Linked DNA regions of Homo sapiens: regions 2, 3, 4 and 5 are each linked to region 1. Evidence: chromatin loops called from intact Hi-C (ENCODE). Cell type or tissue: mammary epithelial cell. All regions are shown on one strand. Each heading gives the region's core, and the rest is flanking DNA. Links, peaks and the distances in the headings are about the cores only.

The links. Peaks named below come from ENCODE experiments on the same cell type or tissue, not always from the same donor. Only the 100,000 strongest peaks of a DNase experiment are listed, where the experiment ranks them.
Region 2: it touches region 1 in a loop (15-fold over the local background); 48 of 110 quality-filtered maps call a loop at or near these places.
Region 3: a loop joins it to region 1, with 9 times the contacts of the local background. A loop is called at or near these places in 17 of 110 quality-filtered maps.
Region 4: a loop joins it to region 1, with 6 times the contacts of the local background. A loop is called at or near these places in 2 of 110 quality-filtered maps.
Region 5: it touches region 1 in a loop (15-fold over the local background); 95 of 110 quality-filtered maps call a loop at or near these places.

The regions. Positions count from the first base shown.
Region 1 is chr22:35,347,506-35,353,903 of GRCh38, forward strand. It overlaps TOM1 (target of myb1 membrane trafficking protein), which reads left to right. Exons shown (of 15, transcript NM_005488.3): 15 at 1-468. Among named protein-coding and RNA genes, the nearest start is that of MIR6069, 14 kb to the left of the region's middle. RefSeq lists enhancers at 1,812-2,344, 2,345-2,877, 3,468-3,976, 3,543-3,662, 4,794-5,669 and 2 more and a silencer at 3,323-3,442. In mammary epithelial cell, for the core only: CTCF peaks have their summits at 3,407 (motif pointing right) and 4,830 (motif pointing left); a DNase peak (open chromatin) is centred at 3,466; H3K4me3 peaks cover 749 bases; H3K27ac peaks cover 414 bases.
Region 2 is chr22:35,620,002-35,626,399 of GRCh38, forward strand. It overlaps a transcript of MB not described here. Among named protein-coding and RNA genes, the nearest start is that of MB, 5.9 kb to the left of the region's middle. RefSeq lists enhancers at 2,067-2,582, 3,241-3,535. In mammary epithelial cell, for the core only: a CTCF peak has its summit at 3,472 (motif pointing left); no DNase peak of the experiment used is centred there.
Region 3 is chr22:35,918,529-35,924,926 of GRCh38, forward strand. All of the region lies in intron 2 of RBFOX2 (RNA binding fox-1 homolog 2), which reads right to left. Among named protein-coding and RNA genes, the nearest start is that of RBFOX2, 110 kb to the right of the region's middle. In mammary epithelial cell, for the core only: a CTCF peak has its summit at 3,389 (motif pointing left); a DNase peak (open chromatin) is centred at 3,413; H3K27ac peaks cover 475 bases.
Region 4 is chr22:35,835,653-35,842,050 of GRCh38, forward strand. The region is part of intron 2 of RBFOX2 (RNA binding fox-1 homolog 2); the gene reads right to left. It also overlaps the pseudogene RPL41P3. Among named protein-coding and RNA genes, the nearest start is that of APOL5, 120 kb to the left of the region's middle. In mammary epithelial cell, for the core only: a CTCF peak has its summit at 3,359 (motif pointing left); DNase peaks (open chromatin) are centred at 839, 3,379 and 4,909; H3K4me3 peaks cover 3,924 bases; H3K27ac peaks cover 4,417 bases.
Region 5 is chr22:35,579,571-35,585,968 of GRCh38, forward strand. It overlaps LOC107985590 (a long non-coding RNA gene), which reads right to left. Exons shown (of 5, transcript XR_007068163.1): 4 at 1,330-1,441. Among named protein-coding and RNA genes, the nearest start is that of MB, 35 kb to the right of the region's middle. RefSeq lists enhancers at 966-1,465, 3,440-3,941 and a silencer at 3,681-3,760. In mammary epithelial cell, for the core only: a CTCF peak has its summit at 3,675 (motif pointing left); no DNase peak of the experiment used is centred there.

The sequences.
Region 1 (6,398 bases), core at 700-5,699:
GGCTGCTTGACCCAGTGTGACTCTCCTTCACTGAGTGATACCCTGCTCCGGGCCCATGCCCCAAGGAGCCCTTCAGAGCCCACACTGCCAGTCGAGGCCTGGCTGGAGGCTGGCCACAGTGGAAATTCTGCCGAGCCTCTTGTCCCTTCCCTGCTCTGCTGCATGGGGCCCCATGGCTTTGGCTGGCCACTGAGGGTAGGGTGTGGAGGTGTGGAGGCCCCCTGAGGAGCTGCGGCGGCCCAGGTACGAAGCTGCAACTCTGCGCGCAGTGGGCGAGATCTCATCAGCCCCAGGCTGCAGGTGAGGCTTCAGGGGATGCTGGGGCCCCACTGCCCCTCCGCTGCCTTGCCCTCCATCCTTCCTCTGTTCCTTCTGGCCGGGCACCACAGCACTGGGGCTCACCTCTTGGTTGATCCTCTTGTACTGGGAGAGGTGCCTTTTGTATCCCCAATTAAAGGTAGAAAACCACCCTGCTAGCAGCATTGTCAAGTCTCCTGGTCAGAAATGACTTCTTGGCCTCACAGAGGCAGCGACTACTTTGGGCAGGGCTGGGGGCCATCCGAGAGGTGAGCATCTGTAGATGGTGCAGGCGGAAGGACAGGAGCAAACACCCAGCTACACTACGCAGGTGCCGCCTCCTCCCACCTCACATGGCAGGCTCCAGCCACCGCCCCTGCCCGGAGGATGCATGCCCTCCCCAGCTGACACCCCTCCCTCCTCAAGGCACCTTCGTGCTGCTGTTCCATGAGGCCAGCTCCTGCCCTGCACAGAGCACACTAATCACAAGGGCGGGGACCTGTGTGGACTGTGTGCGCATGTGGGGTGCACAGGCCACAGGAGGATGCTGGCCTTCCGAGGCTGGGTGCCAGGCACAGCCTGGGGCTACGCACTGGCTCGTAGCATCACAACAGCCTGGGAGAAGCAAAGTGAGCGTCCTCGATGTATAGATGCGGAGACTAGGACTCCATGAGCCGCCCAGCTCAGAGGAGGAAGCTCATGCAGTTGTCATGTGCCAGCATTTCCTCATGCAGAAGCGCATCCTCCCCATTTTCCAGGCACCAAAGCTAAGTTGGGAAGACATGGCACACAGTTCCAGACGCTGGGCCCCAGGTCAGGTGCAGGGGGTCAGCTCTTCCCTCCATGGCAGCTCAAGAGCCCCAGGTCTTAGGGTGCCACCTTTTCAGGTGTGGGATCTCTAGGCCAGACTCCCTGGGAGTCACTGCTGAGGCATGTTGGAGCCTCCTGGCCCAGGACACGGTCGGGGAACGGTGTGAGGCCAAAGCAATTGGGTCCACAGGGTCCTGGGCTCCTGGGAGAGGGCCGAGGTCTGTGTGAGCAGCCACTGATTCCCATGGGCAGTGGGCAGGCAGCACCTGCCATCTGAGGTATGGTCTGGAGCTGGGCATACAGGAGACCAGGCCCAGCCCAGCCCTCAAGATGGAGTTGGGGCAAGGAAAGCAGCTGGGGGCAGGCACACTGGTGCCAGGCAGGGGAGGGGGAGGCCCTGCCGCCATCAGGATGCTCATGGTCCAGGCCAAGCTCCCTCTGCCACATCCAGGGCATCTGTGAGCTCCTGCCAGGTGCCCTACCCTGGCCCAGCCCTTTCAGTACCTCACAACAGCCCCAGGGGGTCAATGGTGTTGGCCACCAGTTACAAATGGGGAAACTGAGGCTGAGGGAGGAAGGGACTTGCCTGGTCATACACTAAGTAATGGAAGACTGGGACCCCCAACCTTCCTCACTGCTGCCTCACCTGCCTGCCCCACCCACACCCCACTGCCTGCTTCCCTCATTCTCTCCCTACTTAACTGGGGACCTCTTAGAGGGGAGTTGTGATTTTACAAGGATCAAAGCCAAGGCCTCCTCTCCCCTGTGTTAGCTGGGAAACCCAAGGAAACTTCCACAGAAGGCCCCCAGGGCTGGGAGGGCCTCAGGTGCTAAGGGTGAAAACTGCCAGGTTGTTCATTCCTCCCTGTGGGTGCATCCCCTGGGAGCCAGCTGCACACAGCATAGCGCTAGGTGCCCGCCAGACAGAAGTGAAGCGGCCAGGTGCCAGCCCTGTGGGGTCACGTGGGAGGGAAAGGGACGAGAAAGACAGACATAAACTCAATCATTGTTTCACGCTGTGAAAAGAAGAAGATGGGACGGGACGCCCAGGGCCAGGAGGCTCTCTGTGAGGACGGCCTAAGGCTGCTGAGGTAAGATGGGGTGGGCTGGGCCATGAAGGGCCTTGAATGCCAGGCAGGAGGTGGCCCCTGCAGAGGTCTCGGCTTGGCTGGCTGGAACAGTTCCAGGCTGCCTGAAGGCCTCCTTCAGAGAGAAGGCTGCTGGGGCTGCATGGGGGCTGGGGGGGGGGGCGCTGGCGGGAATTCATCAGTGCAGTCAGGCTGGGTTCCCTGGCAGCAGGCTCTGTCTGAGGCTGCAGGCCTGGGCGGGATCACTTTACAGCTGCAGGAAGTCTTGGCCCCAAGAAAATGAGGGCCAGCTGTCTGGTGGGAGCCTTGGGTAGGAGCAGGGCCTCCACCTGGCACCACAGGGCAGGATTAACGAGGTGCCGCCGCTCCCGCTGGGCCCAGCTACATCGGAAGGCGCTGGGCCGGGGGCATGGAGGGGAGGGGTTGAGTGGAGCTGGGAGGGGCTGGTGGGCAGGGGAAAGGGCGCCTGGGGGGCAGCCCCAGGCCTGCCTTTGAGGAAGCCTTTTGCAGAGCCTCCACCAAGCCCTCTCCCTCCTGGCTCCCCTGGGCCACCACGATCCCACCCTGGGCCTGGACACCGACCCCTCCACCTCCTGCCCTAGTGTCAGTACCCACCTCCCAGACCGGCCACTTCTGGGCTGTGTGACCTTAGGCAAATTACTTAACCTTTCTGTGCTTCTGTTTTCTCACTGGTAAAATGGGCAGATAACACTCGTTGCCTCATAGGGTTGTTAGGGTTGACTGAGCCAACAAGTAACTCAGCACCTGCCATGTAGACAATGCTCTGTACATGTTGTTATTGTCACGGATGGTTCCCTGCTCCCTTCCAGAATGGCCTCTGCTCCAGACACCTGGCTCAGAGCCCTGCCCCTCAGACTCCTCAGTAATTCTAGGGACCCCTGCTCTGCCTCTGGTATTGCCTTCCCAGCTCCAGAATAACGTCTGTCCCTACTCCCCACTGGGAGAGAACCAAAGGACTGTGTCTGTCTTTCCTCCTGGTCTGGGCTGCTAACCCTAAGAGGGTCAGGGCTGTCTTGATCCTGGCAACACGGCAGGGTCCCCCTGGCGTTCCTGGATTGGGCTCTGCGGGCTCTCGGTAGGCGCTTTAGGAAGCCTTTGCCCGCTCCAAGGTGGCTGGAGGTAGGCCCAGTTCTGAGTCCTGAGCACGGTCTACGGCCCCTGCTCAGGGTCAGTGTTTCAAGGCGACCACGAGATGGCAGTAGCACTGCATGTACAGGGCTTGCCGGGGCACTAGGGTGGAGTCCACCGCGGCCAAATCAGCCCCTCCCGGGTACAGACACCGGGAGAAAGGGGCGGGTGCTGCCGGCTCCTGCCCGCTCCTGCCCCGCGCGAGCTCACAGGCGCGCGCGTGCACACACACACGCGCACACGCCCTCTGACTGGTGGGGCTGAGTAACAATGGTGATGGGGCTGGGAGCTGGAGTCCGAGGGTCTGGCTTCACCGCCGGGCTCTGCTGTGGGACTACACAAGGGATTTCATCTCTGGAAGCCTCAGATCTTCTTAAACGTCCCGATTCACAGGGTTGTGGGGAGGATTTGGTGAGACAAGCTGGGAGCTCAGCTACGGGAGCTTTGGGTGGGCAAAAGTGAGCCCGGTCCCCTCCCTCTCTTTACAGAGCCCCGGTGTGCCGTTGCTGGGGCCCCCTGCTCCCGCGCCTTCTCAGCCGACACGCTCAGATCCGTGTGCATTGCCGTTTCTGTCTCCACGTGTAGACAAATCATGAGCTCGCCCAGTAACTCCAGCTCTACCACAGATTCCTTCTCTTTTCCGCCCTTCCCCTATGTCTAATTCCCTTCTCCAGCAGTGAGAAACCTGCTTCCCGCCGTCCTTCATTCCTTCTCTCCCCCCATCCCCGCAGAAACCAATCTCTGTTGCCACCACTGCCCCGTCCTGCCAGTGCCTCCCACCCTCTCCGCGTGGACCGCCACCACCCTGCCCCACAGACAGGCCCCTAGACACAGAAATCTTCTTTCTCACAGTTCTAGAGGCTGAAGTTCAACATCAAGGACGTGGACTCCATCTGTTCAGTTGGTTCCTTCCGGCCCCTCCGTGGCTGTATATGGTCATCTTCTCCCTGGGGCCTCACATCATATCCCCTCTGCATCTCTCTATGTTCAAAAGTCCCATTTTTATAAGGACAGCATTCATCAAGGATTAGAGTCCACCTAATGATCTATTGTACCTATTGTACCTTAATCACTTTTTTTTTTTTTTTTTTTGAGACAGAGTTTCACTCTTGTTGCCCAGGCTGGAGTGCAATGGCGCGATCTCGGCTTACTGCAACCTCCGCCTCCCAGTTCAAGCAATTATCCTGCCTCAGCCTCCTGAGTAGCTGAGATTACAGGCATGCGCCATCACACCTGGCTAATTTTGTATTTTTAGTAGAGACGGGTTTTCTCCATGTTGGCCAGGCTGGTCTCGAACTCCCAACCTCGTGTGATTCACCCGCCTCGGCCTCCCAAAGTGCTGGGATTACAGGTGTGAGCCACAGTGCCTGGCACTTCTTTAAAGGTCCTACCTCCAAATACAATCGCATTCTGATATACTAGGGATTAGAGATTCAACGTATGAATTCAAAGGGACGAAGCAGCCCTGTATTGCCCTCTGCTGCCCTCTAGGCCCTGGGTCCATTCTCCCAGACACACTGCTCTTTCGCAGGTGGCCACAGTGTCTTCAGAGGGGCTGCCACATGAAACACCCGCCTCCACTCCCTGCCCCCTGCCCCCTGCCCTAGTGGGAGTTTGAGGGTGGCTAGATTCATCCTAGGGCAGCCTAGCCTTAGATCCAAGGATTAGCCATGGGACCAGGAGCGAGCAGGGGTGCCGGCAGAGTGGAGGGAGATACAGGTGCTGGGAGCTGGGCTGGGGCTGCTCTCCTGGTCCCCATGTCCGCTTGTTTTTTCAGAGCAGACCCAAGCGGGTAAGCTGGCAGGTTTCACTTCCACCCACCCTGGTACAGGGCGAGACTGGAGGAAGCAGCTTCGCCGGGCCGAATCCTCACCCCTTGCCTCTGACTCAGGACTCCCGTGACGTCTTCCTGCCCCTGCTGCAGGCTGGCCCTGCACCCTCTGTGCACCGTGGACCAGGCTGGCCAGCAGAGGGAAGGAACCCAAGCTGACCAGGGCCCCAAATCCCCAGTGGGTCAGAGTCAGGTTGGCAGGGCACTTGGACCTCTTGAGGCGGGTGAGAAATGTGCAGACAGGGAAGTGGAGGCCCAGGGAGGGGAGGGGCCTGCCCTGACCAGTGTACTGCCTCCCTACCTGGTGCAGGGGCCCAGGAGGCTCTGTGTGCCAGCCCAGCCTGCCCGGGGAGGAAGCAGCCCCCACCCACGCACAAGCACAGGGAAGTCAGTGCAGGGTGGAGGGTGGGGACTCCTGGGGCCCCCTGTGTCAGGTCCAAGCACGGCCCAGGAGTCAGCCAACCGAGCTTCCAGCGGTGCACAGACACTGACTTCCTGTTTGATTTGGAGCAAGCCTTCTCCTCTCTCTGGGCCTCAGTTTCCCCATCTGTTAATCGGCTTGATTTAAGAGAGCGTAAGGCCCCTTTGCACTCTGCTTTTCTGCCCTATCAACCCCCAAATTCCATAATCCTCCTTCCAAAAAGGAAAGAAATACGAGGAAAGAAACTCAAATATCTACAAGAGAGGGAAGCAGGACCCCGGGTTTATCTCCCCTCCAGGACCAGCGGCGATAGGGAAACAACTGCCCAAGCTTCAGTGGGACCAATGGGTGGAGGCGGCCACCCACACACCCTGCTGAATGCCCGCACAGGAAGCTGACCGCCTAGGGGCAGGAGGGAAGCGAAACCCAAGCCGGGGACATCCTTGCACCTGCCCTGGGGTACCCCTAGGAAAGGGAAAAGCAAGTGGGTGAACTGAGGAATGGGGGTGCTGCCCATGCTCCCCACAGGACCCTGCCCTCACTGGAGCCCTTGGAAGCTCTGTTAAAAATGAATCTTCAGCCAGGCGCAGTGGCTCACGCCTGTAATCGCAGCACTTTGGGAGGCCGAGGTGGGTGGATCACCCGAGGTCAGGAGTTCAAGACCAGCCTGGCTAACATGGCGAAACCCTGTCTCTACTAAAAATGCAAAAATTAGCCAGGCGTGGTTGTGGGTGTCTGTAATCCCAGCTACCAGGGAGGCTGAGGCAGAAGAATCGCTTGAACCCGGGAGGCGGAGGCTGCA
Region 2 (6,398 bases), core at 647-5,646, 270 kb after region 1:
CTTTAGCAGTGGAAGAAGCAGTAACAAAATAAGTAGCTAAAATGCCATGGGGGGCCGGGCGTGGTGGCTCACGCCTGTAATCCCAGCAATTTGGGAGGCTGAGGTGGGTGGATCACAAGGTCAAGAGATCGAGACTATCCTGGCTAACATGTTCAAGCCCTGTCTCTACTAAAAATACAAAAATTAGCTGGGCATGGTGGCACGAACCTGTAGTCCCAGCTACTTGGGAGGCTGAGGCAGGAGAATCACTTGAACCCGGGAGGCAGAGGTTGCAGTGAGCCGAGATCGCTGTACTCCAGCCTGGCAACAGAGCGAGCCTCCATCTCAAAAAGAAAAAAAGAAGCCATGGGGATGCCAAAGGGGATCTCATTCATTCATTCAGTCAGTCAGTCATCTGTTTGTTCCTTTGTTCATTCATTCATTTGAAAGCCCATTACTGAGGCCCCAGTCTGTGCCAGGCCCAGCCTCAGAAGGAAAGACAACTCTGAGAGGGTCTGCCCCGGTCTCAGACTCTCAGCAGTTTGACCCTTACTGCTGGTCACTCGCTGGAGGTGAGTCCAGGGTGTGAGAGAGGAGGGCAGAAAGAAGGAGATGGCATTGAGCTGTGCCACATCTGACCTGGGGCCCCCTGCCTGGTGCGCTGGGGAAGGCCAAGAGGCAGATCTGAGACTCCTGGAGATTGAGACGCAATGTGCGGTTTTCAAATGCTCTCTGGCCTGTGCCCTCCCGAGAGTGTCAGAACACCCCTGAGGGTGCGGGGCAGGGCAGGGCTGATTACTACCCGAATCCCAGCTCTTCTCCCGTCTCTGGCCTCCTGAGTTGTCTGGGGATGGCCTGAGCATTTAAAATCTCATCAACCCATTACTGATGCTGAAATGTTTAATATGAAGCTATCACCCGCTTGGCAAGCGCCCCCATTAACTGGCATGCTCATGGAAACCTGTAGCTTTGAAGTTGATGGACCTTTTAAGTTTTACCATTTAAGCTAATGGGAAGGCACCGACATCTGTTTGTACTCACACATCTCTACAACAGAGCAGCGTTACCTCACAGTTGCTATGGCTACCTGGAGTCACCAGCTCTGTTTGGGGGCTATTATTATCCCTGTGACAGCCTTCATTATGGCCAGGGCAGAGAAGCTGCAGACACATGATAGGAAAGCCAGGCTGCCTTTGTGTGCAAAACTTTCTACAGCCTTACACGCTCATGCTACACACACGCACACACACGCACGAATGCAGGGCACATTAGTCTGATACCCAGTGGGGCAAAACTGGATCCCACCAAGTCAGACCTCCTCTTTTTCCCTTTCATATCACAGGATCCTTTGAATCCAAAACTGAGACTTGTAGAATCATCCTCAAGGCTCCCAATTCTGGAATCTTGAGATCCCAGAATTAAAATTCTAGAGTGTCAAAGTCTTCAACTTTTCAGCACCGGAGAAACTTGGGTTCTAGATTCCAGACTTATAGAGAGCTAGAAGCAGAGAAATCTAGAATTATAGGGCCATAGTATCTTGTGACTAAAAGAGGCCTTCAACGGTATTTTGTCCAATTTCCCACTAAACATAGTTTTCCCTACAGATCATCATCTGGCATCTGCTTGAATACTCCTGGGAGTGGTGAGCTCACTACCTAAAGCTTTAAAAATCCTTTTTTATGTCGAACCAAAAGATGCCTCCATGTCACGTGCACTTCCTTGCGGCAGCTCCGCCTGCTCCTTGGGGATATAGAGGCCCAGCTGAGTCTGCCTCACAAGAGAAGGAGCAGGCTCACCCAAGACTTTTCTTGTCCAGACTGAACATCCCAGGACTTCCACTGAGCACCCTCCCCAGGCAAGGCAAGTCGGGGGCCTCAGTCTGGTGGAGAAAGACGGGCTCTGCCATCTTCGGTCTCCAGCCACTCTCACCTCTGGTCACATGCACACAAAGAGAACGCTATAGCAAAGGGGATTCCAGCACCCACCTGCACAGGTTTGAGCCCCTCAGGCAGCTGTGCACCTGGCCCACAGTTTTTATGGTCAGAAAATCCAATCTAGGTGACCTAGGAATTTGCTAGCCCTTGGACAGCTGACAATTCCCTTTGGTAAATCTGGGCTTAAGACACCACCAAGGGAGATCAAAGATGTGGCAAGAAGGAGAACTCTGGCTCCTCAAAGCCAGGACTCCCCACGATCTTCACTACTCTCTTCCTCCTCCTTCTGGGAACCAGCCTTTGGAGGCCAGTCTGGGCAGTGCCTCCCTCCTGCCAGCAGGCCCTCCCACCCCACCCCCAGCTTAGCTTGTGCCTCCCTGGCAGAGTCTACCCTCCTGGACCAGCGCCAGGCCAGGGCTCAGAGCAGGGCTGAGGCCTGGGAGTTGCAGGACCTGCTCAAGGCCCTTGATGGGGCAGCAGAACCCCCAAGCTTGCTCCAGACTCCCAGGAACCCACCCACCAGGGCTGCTCCTCTCCAGCCCCTCAGCATCCATCATACTGACCACAGCTCCCCTTCTCCCCAGCTGTCCTCGCAGAGCCTCCAGCCAAGCGGCCAGGGCTGGGGGTGGGGAGAGGTGTCTTATAGCAGCCGGGGAGAGGCACAGGGAACTAAAAATACAGTTTACATGGCAAGGCTCCTCCTCTCCCTGCAGGCCCAGAGGGGCTTATTGGAGGAGGGCTGGCAGGGACACAACATCCTAATCCCTTAGTCAACAGGTGTGGCCTGGGACACCGACCTGCCTCCCCCCTCCACCCTCCCCAGCCTTGGAGGCTCCGAGTGGCTCCTCCAGCTCCACCATCCACCTGTCACCTGGACAGAGACCAGCCCCGCCTCCACAGTCACCTAACCCCACATCCACCCATCCTCCCCTTCCTTCAAGGCCCATTGCATAGGAACGGCTCCCCTGCCAGGACTCCTCCCACCCCGCTCTACCCATTCCCAGCAGATGTGCCCTCTTCCCCACTCTGGCTCCAGCATGGGTGCAGCCTTCTCATCTCTCTTGCTTTGGGGTGCACCTGTCTGGACTGGCTTCTCCCCATTTCTACCCTGTGAGTGCCTCAGAGGCAGGAATATAAAAGCCACAAACTCATATTGTACTTAGTGCACACCAGGGACACCCCTCCTCCCAGCAGCCCTTTCTTTTGCAGGAGACACTTTTACAAGCGTCACTTTACACTTGAGAGAACTGAGGCACAGAGAAGTTAAGTAACTTACCCAGAGTCACACAGCGAGGAAATACCAAGCCCAAGATTGGGACCCAGGTAGTCTGGCTTCAGAGTCTCTGCTTCATGGCTAAGAACTGGTCTAATTTGGAGTCCTTCCCCCTCACTCTCTCACCTGCTCTACAGTACCTAGCAAAGGACCAGGCCAACATGCTCTTTGATTGTTTATTTTTGGATTGAGTCTGCCCAGGGTTTTGGCTTGCTGGAGGCAAAGGCAAAGACAGTCGGTGACCTTGCCCCAGGGCTGACAACGGGTGCCCTACTGCCATCTAGTGGCAACAAGGAAAAAAGCCTGCACCTCTGCCCTTCCATCTGGGCTCTCCAGTCCCTCAACCCAGCCAGTGGGGAGGGGTCTTTTTCTGTCTCTATATTCGTTATATTCATGGCGCCTTGCTTAGAAGACCATGGATGGCTTGCCAAATTATTAGAAGATGAATTGTGATCTTTTAATATTGTGATCCAGGAAAAGTGGCATAACTTTCCAAGGGCGCTTTTTTTTAAATCTGTAAAATGGAAATTTTGAAAAGAATAACCTACCTCAAATGTCACTATGAGGACTGAAAAAGGGAGCACTGGCCAGGCGCAGTGGCTCACGCCTGTAATCCCAGCACTTTGGGAGGCTGAGGAGGGAGGATCACTTGAGGTCAGGAGTTCAAGGCCAGCCTGGCCAACATGGTGAAACCCTGTCTCTACTAAAAATACAAAAATTAGCCAGGCATGGTGGTGCACTCCTGTAGTCTCAGCTACTCAGGAGGCTGAGGCTGGAGAATCGCTTGAACCCAGAAGGCAGAAGTTGCAGCGAGCCGAGATCACACCACTGCACTCCAGCTTGGGTGACAGAGTGAGACCCTGTCTCTAAAAATAAATTAAATAAATAAATAAATAAATAAATAAATAAATAAATAAATAAAATTAAGAAAAAGGGAGCACTGAATGTGGTGGATACATAGTGATAAAAGAAAAACTTCAGCCAAATTAAATGTAAAGGAGTTTAACAGAGCAGTGAATGATTTGCGAGCAGGGCAGCCTCCCGAGCCAGAGTAGGTCTGGAGACTCCACAGCTAAATAGTGGAAGATTTATGGACAGAAAAAGGAAAGTGACATACAGAAAACAGAAATGAGGTACAGAAACAGCTGGATTGGTTACAGGTTGGCATCTGGTTTATCTGAACATGGTTCGAACAGTTGGCTGCATTTGATTGGCCAAAATGCGGTGATTGGCACAGTGTAGGCTATAGTCTGTCTATACCTCCACTTGTTATAGTTCATGATGTACAGAAAAACTTTTAGGCCCAACTTAAAATATGTAAGGAGGCGGCTAGAGGTTAAACTTTTTTAACAACAGTAAGTGCTCAATAGTTGCTCACGGTGATATAAGGTATCCATGGTCCTTGCTCTCAAGGGACTCAAAGTCCAGTGGAGGAGATACCTCAGTGGGATCTGGAACGCAGCAGACATTTCAGCAAAGGCTTTGGAAGGGTGAGAAGGCAGTGCCTAGGCCTGGGAGGTGAAGGCCTTTGAGGGATCAATAGGAGTTTGTTCAGAGGTGATGGCTGGCCTGGATGTGAACGTATGAGGGAGCGTTCTGCAGAGTGTTCTAAGCAGAGGTACCAAACAGTGCTGCAAAAGCCTGCCAGAGACGTGTGGGGCAAGTGGGGCTGTGGGAGGTGACACCTACTGGGAAGAACTTTATGTGCCAGGCTCAGGTGATGCCTGAGCAGCGTTTTGAAGGATCAATAGGAGCTTGTTAGGAGCAAAGTGAGGAAGGGATATTCCAAGCACAAGGACCAAGACAAGGACTTGGGGGCTCAGAACGGATAGTCACGTTCCACAGCACTCATGCTCACCTGGTGTGTGCCAGGCTCCGTGCTGGGCTCTGGGGGGACTAAGGTGACACCGGCTGGCCTCCGAGCATTGAGAGGTGGTAGGAGGGAGGGATGTGTGACCTAATGTTGTCAGTACTTTCTGATAAGGGCAATAATCGAGGTCATTCAGCATAGGGCTAAAGGCTTTGGAATGAGACTCCTGGACTCGGCCCTACCATGCACTACTTTTGTGATCCATGAAAAGTATCATAACTTTCCAAGGTCTATGCTTTTGTTATCTATAAAGTGGAGATTTTGAAAAGAATAACCTATCTTAAATATCATTGTAAGGATTAAAAGAGGGAGCACCCAGCATGGTGCCTGATACATAGTAAGTGCTCAATAATTGCACACTGTGATATAAGGTAGAGAGAAATCATGGAGTAGGGAAACATTAATTCCACCAAGGAATTAACATGTAACTGAGAAGGTGATGTCCGAGCAAGGTTTTGAAGGATCAATGGGAGTTTGTTAGGAGCAAAGTGAGGAAAAGACATTCCAAGTACAAGGATCAAAACATTCAAGGACATAGAAGTTGGTGTGTTAGGACTAGGTTTGGTTGTTGGTAACAGAAAACTCAAAATAACATGGCTTCAGCAAGAGAGTATTAATTTCTCTTTCATATAGAAGTCTAGAGGCAGGGGATTCAGAGCTGACATGGCACACCACAGTCTCGGGGACCCAGCTTCAATCTACCTTAGTGCTCTGTCATGTTACACATATGGCCTTCACCTCCTCATCCAAGATGGCTGCTTGAGCTCCAGCCATCGTGCCCTCATTCCAACCAGCAGGAAGGAGAAAGGGGTGAAGAAGGTTGTGCCCCTATCTTAAAGAACACTTTCCAGAAGTTGTAATTAATACTTTATCTTGCTGCGCATCCAATGGCCGTACCTCACTGCAGAGGAGGCTGGGATATGTAGTCTTTATTTCTACATGGCCACATCACCAGATAAAAATTGGAGTTTCTACTACTTAGAAAGAAGTGGGGAAGGTATATTAGATGAAAATGAGCGATTTCTATCATAGGAGACATAAAATAGCATGCTATGCAGGACGCATAAATATTTTGGTGTTTCCGTGGTGGAAAAAGTGAAGGGGAGAGTGATGATTACAGAAATAAACAGAGGCCAGGCATGGACAGCCTTGGGAGCCACAGACGTGGGGGCGTGTCCCCAGGGAGAGCCACAGAAGGGTTTCCGAGCAAGGGAGAGCCATGGTCTGATTTGCTGTCCTAGAAACATCACACTAATTGCAGATGTGATTAACATAATGGAGGGGACACGTCTGGAGCCAGGAGGCATTTCTCCCTAACATTTTATTATAAAAATTTTCATAC
Region 3 (6,398 bases), core at 429-5,428, 570 kb after region 1:
TTCACTGGACGAATCATATAGTAAGAAATAATCTTACAAATGCCAGCACTCAACAAACTGGCAGCTCTTTAGAGAGGACTCTCTGGGGACCCAGAGCTGCAGTAACTGAGGGAAATGTATCCAGATTAGATCAGCAAAGGCCTCTCCAGTTCCCCATGAGGTATTGTAGGGGGCAATGGTGCTGGCCAACACACAAGATTTACACAATGAGCTCCCTGAATACTGCACGTGTTCGGGTCAAAAGAGCTGCCACTCTGCTACAAACAATTCATGAAGCAGCAGATGCCAACTGTCCTGTCACCTAGGCCTTTAGCTGCAATTCCTCAAGAAAGCCTGATAGCCTTGGTTTTCATAGTAGTCACCTATTCCTCCCATTTTAAATTAAGGAAAATAATCCTATTTATTGTCTCAGTCTCTTCACCTTTCTTTTCCCAACATAAAAACATGTTTTCCCACCATAAAAAAAAAATATTAAATAAGATGTGGTATATCCACATAATGAAGTATTATTTAGCAATTAAAAAATGAAGTACTGCTATAACATGGATTGTGCTAAGTGAAAACATTATGCTAAGTGAAAGAAGCCAGACACAAGGGACCACATATTCTATTGAGTCTATTTATATAAACTGTATACAGAATAGGCAAAATCTGTAGAAAAGTGGAGACCACTTGTTGCATAGGGCTGGGGAAGTAGTGGGCATAGAGGAATTAAGAAGTGATGATTGGCCAGGAGCAGTGGCTCACGCCTGTAATTCCAGCAGATTCAGAGGCTGAGGCGCGTGGATCACTTGAGGTCAGGAGTTCAAGGCCAGCCTGGCCAACATGGCGAAATGCCACCTCAACTAAAAATACGAAAATTAGGCAGGTGGCATGCGCCTGTAGTCCTAGCTACTTAGGTGGCTGAGGCAGGGGGATAGCTTGAACCTGGGAGGCGGAGGTTGCAGTGAGCCGAGATCATGCTACTGCACTCCAGCCTGGGCAACAGAGTGAGACTGTCTCAAAAAAAAAAAAAAGAAAAAGAAGTGATAACTACGGGGAATGGAGTTTCTTGTGGAATACTAAAAATGTCCTAAAACTGACTGTGGTGATGGTGATGGCTGAATGATTGTAAACATGCTAAAAGCCACACACTTTAAATGGGTGAACTGTACAGTATGTGAATTATATCTCAATAAAGCTGTTTTAAAGTGCCCTTGGAGAGTATATCACCTCCTTTGGGAAGGAAATTTTAATGAGGGAACTTTGATTCTTCTAGCCATCCCTTGTTTCCAAATGCCTGCCTGCTCCTTCCTATCAATGATTCACTTTGCTATTCCCATCCTCTGCTCACTGCACTATCTAGCTCAGGTTTACACCTTTCCTACGAAAACGACTGGGCTATTAGTTTTGTTTTGTTCTTCAAGTCCACCTCCACTCTAGTGGACTTTAGTGTCCTTTCTTACACACCTAGTCTCCTTCTGTCCCAGCTCACATAGTAAAACAATACATATACACAGAATAGTGGCTAAACACCTGCCACACCATGAAAAAAAGAATGAGGATAAACGACAGCATAAAAGCACAGGTTTGGGAGTTTTAACTAATTTGGTTCCAATCAAAGCATTTGGCCAAGTTACTTTAAATGTCACTGTCAGTTTCCACTGCTGTAAAATGGGGAAAACTAATGTATCTAATTGCATGTGGTTATTATAAAAATTAAATGATTAATATGATGCCTGGTCATGAAGGTCCTCAATAAATAATAACTGCTATTTATGGAAGTCTTATGCCCAGTTTTTCTCATGCTGTCATTCGGCAGCTCAGCCTCTATGTCAAAAAGCCAACAATAAAAGCAGGCTGTTGGTGCCATCAAATTGTTCACCATCAGTATTCCTATTTGTTCTAACCCATCTAACTCACAGATCCCAGTCTATTCCTGATACTTTGGCTTTTTTACTTCAATTTGTTTTCTTATTTCTGGGCTCACTTTAACCTCAAACATGTTTAGTATTGCCTTTCCAGTTCCATGTCCCCTTCTCAACCAAAATCTGCTTACTGCCTTAATTTTATACTTTAAGCCACTCTGGACAAATTGTTTACCCATAGTACCAAAGCACTCAGTATCCTATTCTTCCTAAAAGCATATCATGAAATCAAAACAAGACGGACTTTAGCAAGAATTATGATAAAAAAGCTTACAACCTTACAAGGGACTACTTGGCAGCCATGAAATGATGCAGCAGACATAGCTAATGGCATGAAACGATGTTTATAATAAAGTAGGCCTGAGCTGGAGGCATTTTACAAAAGTTTACACAATATGATTGACATCTGGTAAGGAATTTTAAAATGTGTATATATGCAAACAGAGTTACGCTGAAACAAGATAATCAACAACAAAACGTTAAGATAAAGTTAAATATATTAAGGCAGATTTTATTCTATTCTTTTGATCTGCTGTATATTCTAAATTTTCTTCAATGAATGCAAATTACTTTTGTTTTAAAAAAATATTTTAAGGACTTTTAAAAAAGAATTAATTTAAAGATTGCAACGCCTCTTAGCATTTTCTTACCAGCCACTATAGTATGGCTCAGGAGTCAGAAAAACCAGGGTTCAAATCCCTATTCTACCACTTATTCTATGTACGACTTTGGCAAATCACTTAATGCTTTTAAGGCTTGCTGTTCTCATGTGGAAAATGAAGAGGAAACTCCTAGCCAAGTACTTGGCACATAGTCTTCCATAAATACCAGTGCCCTTAACTCTTCCACTCCTTTACCCTATGACAGTGGTTCTCAAGTTGAGTGTGTATAAGAATTACCAAAGCATGTTAAAACAGATTACTGGACCCCATCCTCAGAGTTTCTGATTCAGTAAGTCTGGGGAAGAGGCAGAGACCATGAATAAAGGTAAGTTCCCAGGTGATGCTGATGCGGCTGGATTTGAAGCCACACTTTGAGGATACTGCTCTAGGCAATAAGACTTACAAAGTCTTCTTACAACATGTTATACAGGTATGAAGTGCTCTTTCACATCAAAAGTATTTCAGGAATACATGCTCACTGGATACTGAATTAAATTAGAAGCTAATACTGCACATCCACCCAAAAGGCCAACCTTACAACATGGGATAATTCACCCCAGCACATTGAGGGAATTGGTCTTCCACTTAAAGCAGTCAGCAAATAACAATTATTAACACTGCATTTAGAATATTCTGGTTCCAGCATGGGAGAAAACATGAGAATGCAGACACAGATCAGACAAATGAAGAGATGGACAAGAGAATCCACTGCAAGAAGTTCTGTGCCTGTCTGGTAAATTCATCTGGGGCAGAGGGGCAGATTCTGTTGTGTCACAGAACACTTGCTTTGCTCTGGGTGCCCTCTGTTGACAAAAACTGACATAGCCACTTCCTTCCCTCCCTTTTCTCCTCCCACCCTAGGGCCAAGAGTCCCACTAGTGTGACTCAGACTTGAGGCAAGGTTTCCAGTTAGAAAATTTTCCTAAGCCCATATGTAGGCAAGACAGACCTTTCCTTCCTCCAGCTTTCCTAAGTCCCCTTCTCTGTGTGCTTGTATCTGCAGCTTATCTCCAAACAGGTTAATTGTTTCAGGACCATGGAACAAAAAGTGAACAGCATTTAGCATAATGATATGTGAAATTTAAATCACAATTGCATTTCATTTTAGAAATGGCTAGTATTCACACAGAGGGAATAAACTGAGTTTGTAAATAGTGTCAAATACAATGTGAAACTCTGTTGGTATTAAGAATACTGATAAGGCCGGGCATGGTGGCTCATGCCTGTAATCCCAGCACTTTGGGAGGCCATCGCGGGCAGATCACGAGGTCAGGAGTTCGAGGCCAGCCTGACCAACATAGTGAAACCCCATCTCTACTAAAAATACAAAAATTAGCCGGGCATGGTGGCTAATTTTCCAGCTAGTCAGAAGGCTGAGGCAGAAGAATTGCTTGAACCTGGGAGGCAGAGGTTGCAGTCAGCCAAGATTGCGCCACTGCACTCCAGACTGGGTGACAGAGCTAGACTCCATTTCAAAAAAAAAAAAAACTAGACATGTCTAAATCAGGACTTTGGTCTATGGGCTACTTGTTTTTGTAGAACCCACACACAGACTACCAGCTAAGATAGCTTTTACATCTTGTAATGATTGAAAGAAAAAATCAAAAGAAAAATGACATTTCATGACATATAAAAATTATATGAAATTAAAATTTCGGTACCCACAAATAAAGTTTTACTAGAATAGAGCCACAATCTTTTGTTTACTATAATCTAAGCCTGCTTCCCTGCTACCGTGCCAGAGTTCCTGAGTAGCTCTAACAGAGACCATATGGCCCAGATGCTCTCAGATGCTTTACAGAAAGTTTGCCCCCTCCTGTTTTAAACTATTGATAAATGTGACACCTGAACCTTCAGTCAGGTATGAAGTGCTGGGTTTGAAGTCCTATGGCTCTGTCTTAGCAATGACTTCCCCCAACATTTAGTGTGAGTCCTGCACGTGGTGAGGGGTCAGCCTACACTGCCTAACACACTCCCCTTGCATCCACAGAAGCTGAAGGTACTGTGATAGATTTCTGGCATGTTTTTTGGCTAATACTTATCAGCAATCCTATAAAAGCATCCCATCTTACAAATGAGGAAGTAAGCCTAAGGGAAGTTAAGTATCAGTCCAAACTGGAATTTGAACTCAGGTCTGTCTGACACCAGAGTTCTTTGATCATTCCTCACTGGTTTTCAAACTGTCTTCCAGTCAGCAGAGCCTTATGGGGGAAAGGGCTCCAGGCCTTTCATATCTTTTTTTTCTTTTTTCTTTTTCCTTTTATTTCCCCAACTTCTTACACTTCCATATTGTTTTAGAGATAGGGTCTTTTGTCGCCCAGGCTGGAGTGCACTGGCACAGTCAGCTCACTGAAGCCTCGAACTCCTAGGTTCAGGCCATCCTCTTGCCTCAGCCTCTAGAGTAGCTGAGACTACAGGTGCACACCACCACATCTGGCTAACTTCCAAATCTTTTCTAGGAGGACCATTCCATTTGCCTTTTTAATAAATTGTGGCCAAGGAATTGGTTTTTTTTAAAAAGCCAATTTTATGCCACTTATTACCACCCTTGGCAAATCTCTCAGGAAACTGCAAATCTTGATTTCCTCATCTGCCAATGGAGATTAAAACCCTTCCCCCCCACCCAAATAATAAAGACTCACTGGGGTCTTACCAAAGATCAAATGAGAATGGGTATGAAAGCAATACCCATTACAGGTATTACAGCAATACCTGTAAACTATACAGGACTATAGATACATAACACATAACTATCACCCCTTAGTAAATAGGGAAGCAAGTGGGAAGCAAGTGGGGAACATAATGTTTGCTGCTGAGCAAAGAAAAATTAAGCATGCAAGTAAAATGCAAAAAAAAAAAAATTCAAATAAAAGTAAATAAATGCCCAGTGCAAATATCAACCCTGGAATTTAACACATTTATTTTAAAACCCAGATTCACTCATTAACAACTACATAGCCTTGGACAATGACTTAATCCCTTTGAGCCTTGGTTTCCTCACCTGCAAATGGGATTTAAAAACTACTTGCTTTATACAGTGCCTGCACATAGTCAGTATTCCACCTGTTAGCCCTCTTTTCATTAGGACACCCCCTGTCCCATGCCGAGACGTGTGTTACTCTGAAATTAAGATAATGTATGGGTTCCCTGTACCAATAATAGAATACCAGAATTAAAGAGCTAAAAGTATCTTTATCTTAAACGATCCTGTGATCCACACGACACCACAAAGCTTGTGAGAGCACAGGCTAAAGACACACTAAGGGAACAAAGATCCTAATGTAGTAATAGGAGATACATGGGAAAAGTTCTACTAATTCAATAAGTATATTTATTGAGTGTCTTAAGAGCCTTCTATGGCTCCATAAAATGACAGATTTACATTTAATATCCACTTGACCAAACCCATTAAACTTGTAAGAGGCACTCTCTTGCTGAACATCAGATATCTAGCTTCTTAAGTATTAATTTTTCATATCGCTCTGGCAAGGCAAAGGCAATAAAAACCTAGTGAAAGTCTGACCACAGTTTTGCTTTTTCCCCCACTTTGTCCATAAGAGAAAATCCAAATGGAGTAGTCTCTGTATTTCAACAAGCTGAAGTTGAGTTTATTTAATTTATCCCGTTACCACACTTTACCAAATTCATATTGGGCACATACTTTGTGCAAAGTATTCAAGAAAACTAAGAAGCATGAGAGAACTCTTGTTCTTACAGAATTCTGTGTGTTGGTCAAACCTTTTCACCATAATGCAATAGGCAGTGATAAAGTACTATTACAAAGTAGGAGGCTGGGCTGGGCATGGTGGCTCACGCCTGTAATCCCAGC
Region 4 (6,398 bases), core at 705-5,704, 490 kb after region 1:
GAGAAAGATAAAGGAAAAAATAGAGAAGGGGGCCAAAAAAGAAAGAGAAAAGTGTGTGTGATTAGGGGGTGACTAAGACGGAAAAAACAATTTAATGAGTCAAGATTGCTCGGATTTCATCATAGCTTCATTTATGAAATTCTGTTTATCTTTTCAAGAAAGCTAAGTAATTTTTAGAAAAGCAATACTTTTCAAGAGACAATCTTGGCCTCAGCGAAGAAATGATTATAACTGAAGATATGGAGCAATGTAGAAGAATTCAGAAAGAAACCAAATCTCTGGAAAAAGTGAGGCTTTTTTTTTTCATTGTAAAGGAACATAAATTCAGTCTCCAACCCACAATCCCCGCCTATCCTCCAACTCCCCAAATCCTGCAAAGCCCATAGAAAGTGGAAAGTGTGCCAAAACAAACAGTGTGGCTGCAGCTCCGTGGATGAAGGGTGGGATAAGGTTCGAGTGGCAAGGGAGCATGACTGGCAGGCAACCGAATGGAATCACTTTAAAGCAGTGCCACAAAATGGAGACTAAATGCTGAGAGGACCTCCAGAATTCAAAGAAAATGGGATATGCTTAGCAAAATCACAGAATAGATTCTCTACTCCAACTCCTTTCAAAAACCAGACAAACAAAAACAGGAAAAGAGAAAATGAAACAAAGCAAAACATACCTGCTCTCTTATCTGTCTTTAATTAAAGCATAAAATACCCTCCCTCTTCTCTTCTCCCAACCACCCAGGAACAGAAGAGCGAACTGGCAGCAGCTCAGGTGAAAGACTTCAGCCTTCCAGCTACAAAGAGGGGAGATAGCAGACAATGGAACTGGTGATTCATTACAAAAGAATACACTCCAGAGCGGCCTGCTGCCACATGGACTCACTGCACTATTTAAAGGAACAGCAACCCCCTTTCCAACCTCCCTTATTCCTAACACCTTCCCTCCTCTTGGTCCTGATGGAAAACAGATTTTGAAGAAAATGCCAGCAAAGCACTGAGCTGTCCAAGAAAGGGAGGGCTTTGTGTTCCACAGAAACTGGCAGTCTTATACCATAGTAGAGTACAAAAATTTTCTTTCACATCCATACTGTAAAATCTTTTCCTCTCTGCCTAGTACACTTTCCCTTTCAACAATAGATAGTATAACTGAATTTGAGTTTGGCTAAACATTTATTTTTTACTAATTAGTGTTGAAGTCATTTGCAATTTTGTTTTTCGAATTTTACACATAGTACAAGAATGATTTATCTTTCCTTCATATTCCATATTGCTATTTTCATAAATATGAGATGCAATAATCTGGTCTATATGCCCAAAAAATAAGAGATCTCAGTGAAATACTCCTACAACATACACATGAACAGCCGATAAAATTAACGTTTTAAGTATCACATAAGCATGTCTATCGGCTATATTAGAATTTTGTGATTAAATTGCCATTTGCTTTTTAGCAGAGCACTGATTACTTACTATAAATGACAGAGTAGTTTGATAATTAAAACAAAAACAGGCCCTATAAAAGTAGAGCATATGTAATAATAAAGCGCATACACTGTGCAAATACTGACAAGGATCTAATATGGTATGATGAAAAAGTCATTCACTGAAAGCCCTTTTCCAACAGCTGAGCAATGGAAACTGGGGACTACAGAGATGGTATCATCTGAAGATGCAAAGAACCTAAGTAGCAAAACAGTGAAAACACATCCATACATCGCTCTTACATTGTAATAAACCGTTTAACTTTGAAAACCCAGGCCTAACCACCAGTATAGACATTCTATATTGAGAAAGCTTATGTGACAGGTCATTATCAAATGTTGGGATTGGATGTCTGGCTCAAACACACACACACACACATGTGCACACACACACACACACGCAGGCACAACACAACACAACCACAGGACAAATGAAAGACTTGGCCCAGCTGGTTATTTCCTTTGATTGTTTTCCCCCTAGATTACTAACAACTATGTACATTACATTAACACAGAAAGTATATACAACAAAACAAATACGCTGGAATACTGAAAATTCACAAATTTGATATTCTATCCTTGCCAGTTGTATAATTTCAGGATGGGCAAAAACTCATAACTTTTCTTCAATATTTAGCACATCCTGATAAAACAGGTGATTTTATTATTAGAATTATTAAGCACCCCAGAATCTCTCTTTCCAGTTTCCATTTATTTCTTCTACTTCATTCCTAAACTTATGGCTTCTTTAAATACTAATTATTACGACCACAATATTAAGTGTGCATAAGCATGTGCACTCTAACTTAATGGTCACACACACTACACTTACCAGCTCCTCTAGAAACTAAGGGGAAATGTTCCAAGAGGCAATAGAAAACTCATCATAAAAATTTCCATTTTAGATCATTCTTTCACTAGTTTAAAAAATAAATAATGAAAAGTCAAGTCATTGAAAAGCCTTCAGTAATTGCTAAGCAAGAAGAGAGCTGTTACCCTCTAATATTGCCAGTTAATAAAAATTGAATGAGGGCTCTAAGGTTAAGCAAGTATCATCTCCCAAGCAAAAAGAGAATCCAGAAACAGGATTTATCTTTTATGTAAATTTTTTTTAAAAAATAAAGCAGTATTTCTTTTCTTTTTTTTTTTTTAATTCTTCAGCTAAAACAGCGGAAGAGGTGATTTATTATATGGTTGTTACACTCGGCCACAAATAAACACAGAAATAGTCCAGAATGTCACAGGTCCAGGGCAGAGGACCAACATGGGCATTTTGTTTATGAGCAAGGTGGGTCTCAGAGGTGATCGGCGATCAGAGGGCGATGAAGTTCTAGATCCATTGAGACAAGTTCTAGACAGTAGCATGCAGTCCCACAACTTGTACCAGCATCCCCAGCGTCTGGCATTCCATGTTTCTGCTCCTGTGGCCTCCACGGTGCAACAAGCTAGCGGTTTACTTGGACCTCTGCCTCATCTTTCTTCTTTTGCGCTTCAGCCTGCGCATTCGCTTCTTCCTCCACTTGGCTCTCATGGCACAGAGGTTTCCAAAAAAATGGCGCTAAGGCCGAGAGCATAAAGCAGTATTTCAAAAGAGGTAATTAGACTGATGATGAGGGGATAACACATGGAAGAGAAACATTTCAAAAGCTTCTCCGCTTTTCCAAAAGAGGAAGGAGTTTGTTGAAATTTTCTAAACTCAGATTTGGTGAAAAATTACTTTGAAAAGATATATTTGAAACTTCTTTCCTCTGGGTCCCAATGGGAAAATATCCCTACAGGTTTCCCTCCTTCCAAACAGCACTGCAGGGCATTATATAACTAAACAGGATTCCAGCTCCTAAAATGATGCCTCCATCCTGATAACTAGCTGGCTCTCTCGCCCTCCGGTGGTTACTGGGAGAGGAAGAGAAGAGAGAACACAAAAAAAGGGCAACCTCCTTAAAAGGAAAGCACTGTCCAGTGATGAAATTTCCACAGAGCATAGAAACCTGGAGTGAAACTGATCTTAAGTCTGAGACTAAAGGATTTGAATGTCCTACAGTGTAAATGATTTCTCATTGATAAATCAGAGCCTCATCATTTCCTCTTAACCTATACATAAAGGAAAAAGGGTAATGGAGCGTACAGAAGGATGCTAACAAGAAAAATTGCCTTGCCAGGGAGAACTGTGGAAGAGCATTCACCTTTCCATTTGTCAGGAATGACTTGCTAAAATGCAGATTAGATATTGCCTGGCATAACCAAAAAGAGGCAGGGAGAAAGAGGGGAAAAGGATGAGGAGAGAAAGGGGGATTGAGGGGGTTGGGGGAGAGAGTGAGTGGGAGTGGGAGAGAGAGAAGAGAAGAGAGAAAAACGAGAGGGGAGACAGAGGGAGGAGAGGTATCTTCCATTTCCTACTCTCTCTCCTTCAAATGTATTTTAAAGCCTGTGTGATTGTGATTTATACATTCAGATTCGTTCTCCTGTCAAGGAGGGCTCTACCTGCCTCTGTCACACCTGAATGCTCCTACTGAAAATTTTCTTTGCCAGTAACAAAGGCATGAAAATGAAACATTCTTTTCTAACCTTCATTTTTAATAAGCAGTTTAGAGTAACAGCAAAACTACAATTCCATAGCCAATCCTGAGAAACCAAAGTGAACAAGGAATCAGATTTCCCTATAACACAAATTCTTCTGAAATTCTTAAAAGGAATCCTGCTCCCCTCTTTTTGGCAGTCTACAAGAATCTCTTCCTACCTCTGCAGTCTTTCTCTCCCTCCCTCTTCTCAGAACCAAGACAAAGAGGTAGACAAATCCCCACAGGGTCTTTCCTGAGCTACAGCTGCACAGTACAGGAAACAGGAATCTGCTATGGAGTTGAGGGAGGGGGAAGAAAGGATACGGATACATAACACACACATAAACGGACTCAACAGACACAGACTTTTCAGCTGATAACAATAAATCTGGTCTGTTCTAAGAAGACAATAATGATTAAAACTCTTCTTACTATACTCCACCCTCAAACCTTTATTTAGATCCCAGAGAGGAGAAAAGAAACATGCCGAGGAAGCACAAATCTTACCTGAGTTACCATTTTCTTTTTCTCCATAAACCAAACGGATAGATGATAAACCTTTCAAAGCAGCCGTGCTGGGGCACACCTCCACAGCTTTCTTTTCCACCCCCCTCCCCCCCCAATCTAGCTATTTAAGGGTGGGTAATTGATCTCTCTTTATACCGTTTTCCTTCCTTTTTCTTTCTAATGTTTCTTCCTTTCTTTTCTCTTCCTCTCTGGCAGTCTCTCCCCCTCCTTCTTTCTCCAGCTCCCTCCCATATCTCAGGCAGATGGCTGAAGGAAGCCCCACCCCTGAATGCCTAAGGTAATTAATCAGAGTAGAGCCCCACCTCTTCCTCCTCCCCCCACCCCCTCCCAGCAGGCTGACATCTCCCAACTCCAGAAGCAGGCCTGCTGGAGAATGGCAGTTTGGTGTACGCTGTGCGCACGCGTGTGTGCGTGTGTGCGTGTGTGTGTGTGTGTGTGTGTGTGTAGGGGGGAGGAGGTAGGGAGGGGCAAGCGCCATGTGCTGGCATATTTTAAGGATGCGATGATGGAATTAATTATATAGCACTGGAAGCATTCATAGCAGCTTACTATAGTTCATACAGATTTAAGAGATTCCAGCCATGAATGTCAAATAAGAAATGAAACAAAATTATTTTTAATATTAATAAAACATTTTTACTGATGTACAGTTTATAGATGCAGTGGATTTAACAAGAAAGATGTGAAGAAGTGAAAAGCTATTACATGACCACTAACTGGAAGGTTTTTCAAGGAACAGGAATATGCAAGAACTTGCTTGTCCTGGAAGACCAAACCAGCCTAGTGAGAGCAAAGGACTAAAAGAGAGGACACAGGTAATGAGAGGTAATTTAAATGATTTTTTTCCTACTATAAAAAATACCTGGAGACTCTGAAAAAGGTGTCTACAAATATGACTGCTTAAGAAACTTAAGAGATACACAAAGGTGCATGCAAATTTGCTTAAGGCTTCCAGCTTCAATAAAATTTTGGTTAACTGAAAATTCACCTTTTGTTTTCTCCAGCCTTCTATGTTTCAGCCTTTATTGAAAAAGGTAAATCCTTTCTTATATATACCCTAGAAATTTGTGTCATTATTGTAAATAGTAATTGTTATAGAATGCTGTAGCTACAGGTTTAGGAGAATACTGACAATAAGAGTTTCTTTAAAGTTCTCTTATTAAAATAATATAATTAAAAAATGCATCAAAGATGTGGTTCAGTCCAGAAGTTGGTCTAATTCTGCCCTTTACTAGTGATCTTGGAAAAATCTTTAACCTCTGAATATAAACTTCATAATTTCCCTATTTTATATTATCACACATTCAAATAAAACAATTTATAAAATGATGAGTTTATCAGTTGTCTCATAAAATTAAGATTTTCTAATTTTTTACAGCATTCTAATAAATAGCTCATTCTGAAGGATTTATGAGATATTTTAGTTATGCTATGTATTTTTAGGATATACTTTCTAAAAGACTACCCAAAGGTTAAAAAGATTAATTCCAAAATTAAGCTTCCCATTTTTAATTTTTATCTATTTTTATTTTTTACAAGCCCACGGCTAACAACACGAGCTCTCCATTTAAAAAATAAACATCTACAGAAATCTAAATTCAAAATAACAAATCACACTGAGAATACATAGTTTTTTGCTGTCTCCATAAGGACTGTTTGGCAACATGCAGTACCAGGCTTTTAAAAATGTTCTGTATTGGCCAGGCGCAGTGTCTCATACCTGTAATCCCAGCACTTTGGGAGGTTAAGGCTGGTGGATTTCTTGGGCCCAGAAGCTCAAGACCAGCCAAGGCAACATGGCAAATCCCTATCTCTATTGTGAATTCAATTTTTAAAAT
Region 5 (6,398 bases), core at 769-5,768, 230 kb after region 1:
CACAGTGCCACCATGAAGTAGATGCAGTTGCTATCTGCTCCCCTGCAGATGGGAACTCAGAGGCTCAGAGAAGGGGTTTGCTCAAGGTCCCACAGCAAGGCTGCCGCTAGAACATGCTAGAGTCATGTCGAGGGTCATCCCACAAGAGCTTAGGTCCCGAAGCTAGTGGAGTTCTAGCATTGCCACCATGGGACGTTGACCTTGGCAAGTCCCCTCTTTTCTCTGAGCCTTGTTTTTTTTTTTTTTTTTCTGAGATGGAGTCTTGCTCTGTCGCCCAGGCCAGAGTGCAGTGGCGCGATCTCGGCTCACTGCAACCTCTGCCTCCCGTGTTCAAGCAATTCTCCTGCCTCAGCCTCCCGAGAAGCTGGGATTACAGATGCCCGCCACCACACCCAGCTAATTTTTGTATTTTTAGTAGAGATGGGGTTTCACCATGTTGGCCAGGCTGGTCTCAAATTCCCGACCTCATGATCTGCTCACCTCGGCCTCCCAAAGTGCTGGGATTACAGGCGTGAGCCACTGTGCCCGGCCCTGAGCCTTGATGTTTTCATCTGTAAAATGGGACAGTAACAGCCTCTCCTTGGCAGGGCTGTTTTGAGAATCAAGGCTGGCAGTGGTGTGAATGTTTTATGGAAAAGAATCATGCCTGTGTCGCTGGGTGTTACGGCGCTACCTGTGTCTCCAGCTGCCTGAGCAGAGAGAGCCCGTGGGGCCCCTTGGTCTGTCACACAAGCCCAGGGTTCCAGGCTCAATTTAGGATAATCCAGAATAATGCTACCAACTGGCTGCAGATCAGAGGTCAAATTCCTTTTTCTGGGCCCCTCTTTCCTCCCAGCTCCACTGGGACGCTGCCTCCAGGGGACTTCTCACAGCTGTCTGGACCAGACCTGCCTGGGAGGAACAGGGTGAGCGGGGACAGGAAGGCCTCGGACTTTTCCCAGGCTGAAGACCTCCAAGAAGCCACTCTCCCATTCCTCCGCTCCAGCTGGGCAGGCTTCTGATGTGGCTTTCCCAGACCCTGCTGGCCCCTGTCTGCAGCGGATACACACAGAGGAACAGCGCTCAAGAGGGGGAGGGAAGGGCCTTTGAATAGGAGGACTCATGAGGGCTCCAGGCCTGCACACACCCTGTCAGCTTGGGGTGCAGGTTGCAGATCTCTCAGGCAATGCCAGGCCTCAGTTTCCTCACCTGGAAAATGGGTTTGGACTGGATGACTTCACCCAGGATGCCCAGTGCTAGACACTAGAACAGACCGAGCAGCCCAGGACCTTCCCCCAAGTTCGCTCCCTGGACCCCTTTCACCTCTGCAAGATAGGGGCCATTCCCTACCTCTGGCCTCAGTCTCCACCTCTGTAAAATGGGCTGGCTGAACTGGAAGATCCCGGAGGGTCCTTTCCTCTCTGCCATTCTGTTGTAGCTGGAAAAGGAAAACGGGGTAGTGCTGGGAAGGAAAGAACATTTAGTGAGCTGCAACTGTATACCGGGTGTTTTTATACGTTATCTCAGTTCTCTGTGCCTTATTTTCCTATTGCTTCTGTAACAACTTACTATAAACTTGGTAAATTAAAACAACACACATTTATCACCTTATAATTCTAGAGGTCAGAAGTCCAAAACTAGTGTCACTGTGTTAAAGGCGTCAGCAGGGCTGGTTTTCCTTGTCTTTCAAGATAGAATCAATGCTCTCTTCATTCCCACATCACATGGTCTTTTCTCCCGTTTCCTCAGTCTCATCTCTTTCTCTCTCTTTTTTTTTTTTTTTTTTTGAGATGGAGTTTTGCTCTTGTTGCCCAGGCTGGAGTACAGTGGTGCTATCTCGGCTCACTGCAACCTCCCCTTCCTGGGTTCAAGTGATTCTCCTGCTGAAGCCTCCCAAGTAGTTGGGATTACAGGTGCATGCCACCACACCCAGCTAATTTTTGTATTTTTAGTAGAGACAGAGTTTCACCATGTTGGTCAGGCTGGTCTCGAACTCCTGACCTCAGGTGATCTCTCTGCCTTGGCTTCCCAAACTGTTGGGATTATAGGCATGAGCCACCATGCCTGGTCATCTCATCTCTTTCTTCCTACTGCCACATGCCTGCCTCCCTCATAGAAGGATCCTTGTGGGGACATTAGGCTCACCTGACCAATCCAGGATAATGTCCCTATCTCCAGATCCTTAACTTAATTACATCTGCAGAATTCCCTTTGCTGGATAAGGTACGATTCACAGGTATTTGGGGGATTAGGACGTGGGTATCTTTGGAGGACTCTCACTCAGCTTGCCACATCCGTTCACACAAGGCTGTCATGGAGCTCAGCTTCCAACCCCAGTGCCTGTGACTTTGTAGCTGTGTGGCCTTGGGCAATGACCTAACTTCCTTGGCTCTCAGTCTCCTCATCCATAAAACAGAGGTAATGATGAGGATTATTAAGACAGTGCAGGGGCCAAGCACAGTGGCTCACACCTGTAATCCCAGAACTTTGGGAGGCCGAGGCGGGTGGATCACCTAAGATCAGGAGTTGGAGACCAGCCTGACCAACATGGAGAAACCCCGTCTCTACTAAAAAAACAAAAATTAGCCAGGTATGGTGGCAGGTGCCTGTAATCCCAGCTACTTGGGAGGCTGAGGCAGGAGAATCATTTGAACCTGCGAGTTGGAGGTTGTGGTGAGCCGAGATGTACCATTGCACTCCAGCCTGGGCAACAAGAGCGAAACTCCATCTCAAAAAAAAAAAGAGTGCAGAGGACTCTCTGAACACGGGGTCTGCTGCTGCTGCTGAGTGAATGTATACAGTGATAGTAACGCTGATAATGAATCACCCTTGTTTATTGCAGCTACTCGTACCAGACACTGAGCTGAGTGTTGAGTTTATGTAGGTGAGCCACGTTGACATGAGCCTGGCCCTCGTGGAACGTACTAGAGAACCAGGAAGACAGACTTAGAATAAATAGTCACACAAATCATTAGGGAATTATCAGAGCAGCCCAAAGCCACACAGCTGGGAAGAGGAGAAGTGGGTGGGATTCACACCCAAGTCTGTCTGATTCCCAAGCCCTTATTTTTCCATGATACTCCCAGCCTCTTGAGGCTGGTGGAGGCCAAGCCGAGGACCAGAGATGGGAAATGACTTGCCAAAGGTCACACAGTGAGAGAACAGTCCATTGCAGACCCAGATCTCTGGGCATCCTGCCTAAGGCTCCTCCCAGAGGAGATTCTGAGACGTAATACTAAATTACAAAGTAACACTAATAACTAGTGTGGCAGCTAATGCTGTGGAAGCTTGCTCTGTGCCCGGAGGCAGAATGGACATTTTACGTGCCCAGTATCATTCAGTTTCCACGATGCACAGGAGAAGAGACTTGGTACCCTATTTCACAGAGAAAGAACCTGAAGTCTCAAAGGGGTGCTATGAAATGCCTAGGGTCACCAGCGAACTAACTGCTAAGCAGAGAGCCAGGATGTTCTCTAAGAGCAGGGCCTGGCTCAGAACTCCCCAGTTCAAATTTGTCTGACCCCCACCCCTGTCCCTAACTCCTGCACATCCTGCCTGCGCCCACTGGCAGATCTTCAGGGGCTCCTGCCAGTGGGAGGAGGGAGGTGGCTGTGGTCCTTAGGGTGTAATCCCACAGGTGGAATTCCTCCTGAGGTCAGCCTGCAGGGAGACGGGTGACACGCTGGTGCCATCTAGTGGCCTTAAAGAGACATGCTGCTTCCCCCGGGAGCCGCAAGGTACCCCACAGAGATGCAGGGAGATAGTAATACATAAGGTCCTCATCCTCCACCCAGCTGGACCCCGGTAGCAAACTGACAAAGCTGAGCTAAAAGTGTTCGAAATGATCCTCCTCATTTTGCAGCTGAGGAAACAGAGGTTCAGAGAGGAGACCGACACACCCCAGCCCAGTCAGGGGCAGACGCAGGTGGCTGGAGGGACTGGCAGGGAGGTGGGGCTTGCCCTGAGCCTTAGCAGGGAGTCTGTCCAGCCACTGGGAGGCCAGGACAAGACAAGTGAGCTCTTCGTGGAGACTCCAGTTTTGGTCTGGGGATGGGTAGGGGGCACTGGCCTGGGACAAGGAGGAGGGTATGGCTAGTAGGAGCTGGATTATGGGCCAGTGCCTGAGGAAGGGAGGAAGAAGGCTGGTAAGAGACAGAGTGTCCTGGATGATCACCAAGGCTCCTCCGTAGAGAAATCCCATGATCTAAGGCCAAACATGGCTGGAGAAACCCCAGGATTCTTAGAAACAAACATGGCTAATGAAATTCCATCATTCTAAGGGACAAACATGGCTGGAGAAATCCCAAGATTCTAAGAGGCATAGGAACTTGATACATTGTTCATTCCATCAACAAACCATCACTGACCATGCACTCTGGGCCTTCCCCATAAGGGACGCTCAAGACCCACAGACCAACCAGATCTGGTCCCTGCTCTGCCGGATTCCACAGCCCAGTGGGGCAAATAAACAGATGACAGACTCTCAGAACCGGACAAGATAAATTCAAGTGGCCCCCCAGAGGGCCATAGGCTCTGCAGCCAGACAGATCTAGCTGATGATGTTAGCAAAAATAGCGGAAGGGCCGAGCGTGGTAGTGCACATCTGTAGTCCCAGCTACTCCGCAGGAGGATTACCTGAGCCCAAGAGTCAGAGGCTGTAGTGTGCCATGATCACACAGGTGAATAGCCACTGCACTCCAGCCTGGGCAACATAGCAAGATCCTATCTCTCTTTTGTTTTGTTTTGTTTTTGAGACGGAGTCTTGCTCTGTCGCCCAGGCTGGAGTGCAGTGGCGTGACCTTGGCTCACTGCAAGCTCCGCCTCCCGGGTTCACGCCATTCTCCTGCCTCAGCCTCCCAAGTAGCTGGGACTACAGGCACCCGCCACCACGCCTGGCTAATTTTTTGTATTTTTAGTAGAGACGGGGTTTCACCGTGTTGCCCAGGCTGGTCTCGAACTCCTGACCTCAGGTGATCCGCCCACCTCAGTCTCCCAAAGTGCTGGGATTACAGGCGTGAGCCACCGTGCCCGGCCCAATCCTATCTCTGCAAAAAAATTGTGGAGTGGCTAACATTTATTGAGTGCCTACTATATGCCAGGCACTAGTATAAGCACTTTTGATTAGCTAATTTAGTGAAACCCAGACTTTCTCTGACTAGCCATGTGACTTTTGGTAAATTACTTAGCCTCTCCAACCCTCCAGATTCTCGTCTGTAAAACAGGAGCCACGTGCCTACCTTGCTAGGCTATTGTGAGGTTAAAACGAAGTTTTGTGTGTGGGTGTGTGTGTGTATTTGTGTGTTACCTGGAATATAGTAAGTGCTCTATAGATGGTAGCCACCATTGAAATAGTAAGTGCTGTAATGCAGGAATGCCGAAGAGTTCCCACGATCTCATGCCTATCTGGAATTATCCTTTCTTTTTCTTTTCTTTTTTTTTTTTTTTGAGACGGAGTCTTGCTCTGTTGACCAGGCTAGAGTGCAATGGTGTGATCTCGGCTCACTACAACCTCCACCTCCCAGGTTCAAATGATTCTCCTGCCTCAACCTCCTGAGTAGCTGGGATTATAGGCATCTGCCACCACGCCCTGCTAATTTTTTATATTTTTTAGTAGAGATGGGGTTTCGCCATGTTTGGCCAGGCTGGTCTTGAACTTTTGACCTCAGGTGATCCACCCACCTCAGCCTCCCAAAGTGCTGGGATTACAGGCCTAAGCCATTGCGCCCGGCCCTTTTGGTGTTATCTTAGGGATGGGGGTAGTTGCATCTGAGGTCAGGGAGAGGAGGGAAGGGGAAAGCTCCCTGGAAAGGAGTGGAGACTTGGCCAGGACCTGGAAAGGGCAGGAGCCACCGCCCTCTTCCCCTCCTCTGCCCCTCCCCACCTTCTGCTCAGCTCCCCCTTCCCCTCTGGGGCACACCTCATCCCCTCCATTCGTATACCTGTTGCCCTGGGCCTGACCTCACCATCCCTTGCTTGGCCTTGTGTTTCCACTGGCCTCCCTGCCTCCACTCCTTCCTCCCTGTACCCAGAGGAAACTCCTACCACCAAATCTGTCCGTCCCTGCCTCCTCCGGCCCTCCTGCTCATTGATCCCACCCCACAGGAAAGCCCACTCAACTGTGACGGGCAAGGCCCACCCCATTCATTACATGAGTCTGTTTCCCCATCTCCTTCCTTGCGTCCACAGAGACCAGAGTTCCAGCCACCTGGAACTACATGGAGCTACCTGCTGTCCCCTGCAGACCCTGTGCTCCCTCCAGCCCCTATTGGCCGCCTAGAAGTTTCTCTGCCCACTCATCTCTCCAGATGGCTGTGCCACTCCCGGGGAAGCCTTCCCAGGCACCCCTCCCCTGCGGGGTCAGGAAGATCACCCTCCTCCCCCTTTCTCTCCCCCCCGCTGTGTTCCCAGACCCTGTCCAG